Regions from separate parts of the Homo sapiens genome. Here region 2 is linked to region 1. Evidence: read pairs that join two places in POLR2A ChIA-PET (ENCODE). Cell type or tissue: PC-9. All regions are shown on one strand.

Region 1 (2,500 bases):
GGGCCTGAATCCTGAAGCCCCCTGCTCCAGAACTGGAGTGTTGAAGCTTGCGGTGGAGAGGGATACACTGAGAAAGGCTGAGCTGAGGAGCTGGGGCTGGGCTGGGTGGGATGAGTGATCAGGGCTGAGCTGGTAGGATGGGACCATCAGGGCTGAGTTAGGTAGGATGGGACCACAGGGGGCTGAGCTGTTGGGAGGGGGCCATCAGGGGCTGAGCTGTTGGGAGGGGGCCATCGGGGGCTGAGCTGGTGGGATGACACCACAGGGGGCTGTGCTGGTGGGATGGGACCATGGAAGGCTGAGCTGGTGGGATGGGACCACGGGAGGCTGAGCTGGTGGGATGGGGCCATCAGGGGCTGAGCTGGTGGGATGGGATCATTGAGGGCTGAGCTGGGTGGCATTGGATCATGGGATCTGAGCTGGTGGGATGGGGCCATTGGGGCTGAGTTGGGTGAGATGGGGCCATCAGGGACTGAGCTGGGTGGGATTGGATCATGGGGGCTGAGTTGGGGGGATGGAGCCATCAGGGTGATGTGGTGGGGATGGGGCCTCTGGTGTTGGGTTGGGTGGAATGGGCTGCTTGGTTTAGCTAGGGCGGTCCTGGTGGTTGATGGTTCTGCCCCAGTTCAGACAGGCTGGGTTGGCCTGAGATGCTTGTTTCTGATGTTGGGCTTGTGAGTGTCAGGAAGAGTTGGGCAATGCCTGTGGCTTTCCCCTAGGGGCTCTTGGGACATCTGAATGTCCCACAGAACAGAGGCATGACTTGTGCCTCAGTAGCTGGAGGGTGTTGGAGCAAGGGGCCCTCCCCTGGCCCCAGGGGCCTCAGGCACTGTCCAAACATCTGCACTCACCTCCACCCCCAGACGTGGCCAGTGACCACCCTCTAGCCTCACACTGGGCCAGCCATTCTAAAGGGGCCCTGACTTCCCCACCCAGAAGGGGCCCAGGCCATCTGGCCTCCAAGCCTCCTCAGTCCACCCCAAGAAGTCCTTGCAGCAGAGCCACAGGGAGCGGGAAGGGCCACCACATCCTTGCCCCATGTCTTGGTGCAGCCACCAGGGTAGGGCCACACTGACCCCGTCGTGACCTCATTGTGGGGGTGCGAAGGGAGGGGAGAACCGGAAGTCCATGGAGCCTGGGCATGTGCTCTCCCTTCTCTTCTGGGAGAACCTGTTCTGCTGTGGGCTGATCTGGTCCCACTCGAGGAAAAGGCCTTATCACCCTCCTGCAGCCCTCGCCTACCTCCCACCCACAGCCAAAAGGCCTGTTCCCCAGGGTGGGACGGTGGTGGCAGTCAACACTCACCCTTTCTCGGGATGCCAGCTCCTCTGTGGTACCCTGCCTCTCCCAGGCAGCTGGACAAACGGGTCTGGGGCTGTGACACCCCCTCTCTTTGGAGCAGTGACTCATAAGGGCAGGGAGTGGTGGGTGGGGACAGGTGGCCCCTCTGTCCTGTGAACAATGCCCTGATTCTTCCAGCCTGCATGGGGGTGCTGAGCTGGGGGCAGGGCCCTGCCCAGAGGCAGATGCTGAGGCCTCCACTTCCAGTCCTGGAGGGACCCCAAGCCTCACAGTGAGTGCTGCGGATGCAGAGCCCTCGTCCCTCGAGTTACCCGGCATTATACCACACACCTCTCTGCATCATGCTAGCAGGAAGCACTGCTCTGTGACAGACAGAGGACCCCAGGTGTGTGGCTTCACGTGGGTTACTCACCTGTCTGAGCCTTAGTCTCCAATCTGTAAAATGGGATGGTAGTGTCCATCCTCATGGGCAGGGCGGGAGCATGGTGGCTGGTGTTCCCCATGTTACCTGCCCCTCTCCATCCCCTTCTCCATCCCCTCTTCATCCCTTAGTCTCCAATCTGTAAAATGGGATGGTGACTTCCATCCTCATAGGCAGGGTGGGGGCACAGTGGCAGGTGTTCCCGGTGTAACCTGCCTCTCTCTGTTGGCTCTGGACCGCTTGGCAGCCACACAAGGAAGCCCAGGACTCTTTGCCCCTTGGGCCATGGAGGACACACAGGTCGTGGGAGAAGCCTGGCAACCAGGCTAGGGAGCTCATTCAAGGCAGGGAAGATGACTTCCAAGAGGAGGCCAGCCAGAGGGTGGGGAGCCTGCTGGGGAAGGCAGGGCCCCAGGGGAAGAGTGCCCGGGCAGGGGCCCCCAACACAAGCAGGGGCAGGGAGGCCAGCACGCCATCCTGCTGGCTTGGCCAGACCGAGGGTGTACAGGTGGAGGTGAGCTGCAGCCCTGGAGGCTGGACAGGAAGGTCGAGGGAGGCTGGAAGAGCCTTGAATGCCACGGTGAGGGCATCTGAGTCTGTTCACAGGCCATCAGGTGGGTGGTGCTGGGAGTGTTGGCAAGCAGGCTGCTCTCTCTGGGTCCCACGTGGGACATGCTATAGCCCCTCACTCGCTCACCCCACTGAGTTTGCAGGGACTGCGCCCCTCTCTGGGCGACACCTAACACGGGAGAGTGCAAGCTGGGCAGACGGAAAGGG
Region 2 (2,500 bases), 560 kb before region 1:
GACCCCCGGGCCTTGCTGGACATCTCCCCAGGTGTACTGGGCCAGGGGACAGGGGCCTGGCCATCCCAACACCCAGGAGCAAGCAGCCCGTCACCTGCCCAGGTCCCCGAGGCCTGGAACACCTTCCTGCTGGGCCCACCCAGCCCTGGACCTGTCCCGCTTGGTCACACGATGGGACCCTCGGCCCATCAGCAGGTGAGCCCCCAGGAGCGTGCGTCTGGCCTGGTAAGGCCTCCACCCCAGGAGTTGGGGGGCCCCCGTGCCAGGGAGCAGGAGGCTGCCGAGGTGGAGGGTCCCACACAGCTACCACTCCCTATCCCCAGCACAGCCTGGGGCCTGGCTCTGAGTACACATCCTGGGGCCTGGCTCTGAGCAGACCAAGAGCCCATCCCTGCTTTGTGACCCCCTGGGCTGTGCCTGACACCCCAGGTGTCCAGCGTGGAGCTGGGGCCCAGCTCAGTGCCTGGGAGCTGATGGACCCTGGGGCCCGGCTCAGTGCCTGGTGGCTGATGGACACTGGGGCCTGGCTCAAACCTGCACCGCTGTGGTCGGGGGAGGGGAGGGCTGAGCCACGTGGGGACCCCAGCCCCAGTGACGACTCTTTGCGGTGGCCAAGCCCTCCAGGTGTCCCCCAGGGCTGAGGGGCTGGGCTTGGGGCAGCTGGTGACAGCAGATGGTGGCCCTGATCACTGGTGCCTGGACGGCCTCTGAAGGGGTCTGTGGGGTCCTGGACGGGTCCCCATTCATGGCAGGATTAACCCCCCTCGGGTTCTGTGTGGTCTAGGCCGCCCCTTTGTCTCCACTGCCCCCTGGCCAGAATGAGGGACAGTGACCCACCCAGGGCTGGGCCTGGCTCAGACTCCGTCAGAGCCGCAGGGCAAGTTCCTGGCACGTCCGAGGTGGGAGGCTCCTCTGCGCTCCAGGAGGCTGTGCCTGGCCCCCCTTCCCGGCAGGAACCGGCTGTGTCCCTTTCCTTCCTTTATCTTCTGTTTTCAGCGCCTTCAACTGTGAAGAGGTGAACTCTTCAAACACGCTGAGCAAACAGGCCCGACTCCCAGGGCCGCATCCGGGATGTCTCAATAGCTGTGGCCTTGACGTCCACCTCGGACCCCTGCCCCGGACCCAGCCCAGTTCCCAATGGGCCCTCTGCCCGGGGAGGTGCCTAGTGGGAGGGACGAGGGCAAAGTCGGGGCCCCCACTTGTTTGGTGTCACTGTGTGCCAGCGGCCACTGGCGGGCGAGGCTGTTCCAGGGTGGAGGCGGGGAGGGTTGGACCACAGGCACTGAGCGGGGACAGAGGAGCTGCCTGAGGGTCCCAGCTCTGCCATGGAGAAAACGCTATCTCGCTGATGCAGAGGTGCCCGGCCCACTCGAGCTGGGGGTGAGGGGGCTGCTCCCCAGTGGGCCGCCAGCCCCCATGAAGGCCGCGGGCACCGGCCGTGGTCAGGGAGGGCAGGGGACAGGCAGTGGGGGCCAGCAGGGGAGACACTAGGCTTGGCCCCAGCACCCAGGTGGGCATCGGCTTGTGAGCTGGAGCCGCGGGCAGGGAGGGGGGATGTCACGAGGGCTTGGCTAAGGTGGGAGACCTGGGCGGGTGCGTCGGGGGGACGTCTGCAGCAGAGGCCCGGGCAGCAGGCACACCCCTCCTGCCAGTGCGAGGAACGAGGCGCCACAGCGGCCGGTAGCCCCCCATTTGCCCAGCCTGGCCTGGAGCAGGCAGGAAGGCCGGGGAGAGGGGTCTGGCTGGGGCCTGGGTGCAGTCACAGCCACGAGCCCAGGGGTGGGGACTCTGGCCCACCCTCCAGACCATCCTCAAGGCCCACTGGCCCAGGCATCCCCGCCCACCCCTCCCACCGTGCCGTGCTGCAGCGGGTCTACCGGCCTGGATGTGAAAGAGAGCTTGGAGACCCCAGAGACCTCGGAACCTTCAGCTTTGGAAGTGACGTCGGTGGGGTGGGTGGGGGGAGCACAGGCTCTGGAGTCCCGGAAGTGAGCGGGGAGCTACGCTGAGATCTGGGAGACCCCCTGCCCCCACCCAGGTACAGGGCCAGGCAGAAGCCCGAGGTGTGCCCTGAGTTAAAGAAACCGTCACAAAGAACAAAGGGAGAAGGCGGGTTCCAGCCTCCACCACAGCCCTCGCGCTCTGAGGAGCCACCTGGGGGCCTCAGCCATGAGGGGTGACAGGTGGCAAAACGGGCCAGCTCCGTTCACGTCGCTGTGCAGCTGTCTCCGCCCTCCATCTCCAGAACGTTCTCACATTCCCAAGCTGAAACCCTGTCCCCATGCAACACCAGCTCACCATCCCCTCTGCCAGCCCCTGGCGCCCACCGTCCACACTCCGTCTCTGCGGGTTTCATGACTCCAGGGGCAGCACACGAGTGGCCCCTCCTGCCTTTGTCCTCTGTGTCCACCTGCCTCACTCTGCACAGTGTCCCCAGCTTCCCCCATGGAGCAGCCTGGGCCAGCCTCTCCTTTTCACGGCTGAACCGTATTCCACCGCA

The links. Peaks named below come from ENCODE experiments on the same cell type or tissue, not always from the same donor. Only the 100,000 strongest peaks of a DNase experiment are listed, where the experiment ranks them.
Region 2: POLR2A ChIA-PET joins it to region 1 with 10 read pairs; 1 of 35 experiments calls an interaction of 5 or more read pairs at or near these places.

What each region holds. Positions count from the first base shown.
Region 1 is chr11:1,777,220-1,779,719 of GRCh38, forward strand. LOC105376517 (a long non-coding RNA gene) reads right to left here and starts at 1,361. Exons shown (of 4, transcript XR_002957212.2): 1 at 1,306-1,361. It overlaps LOC124902610 (a long non-coding RNA gene), which reads left to right and starts at 1,504. Exons shown (of 3, transcript XR_007062550.1): 1 at 1,504-1,687. In PC-9, no CTCF peak of the experiment used is centred here; a DNase peak (open chromatin) is centred at 1,382; H3K27ac peaks cover 1,115 bases.
Region 2 is chr11:1,218,994-1,221,493 of GRCh38, forward strand. No RefSeq gene overlaps it. Among named protein-coding and RNA genes, the nearest start is that of MUC5B, 2.8 kb to the right of the region's middle. In PC-9, no CTCF peak of the experiment used is centred here; a DNase peak (open chromatin) is centred at 988; H3K27ac peaks cover 1,279 bases.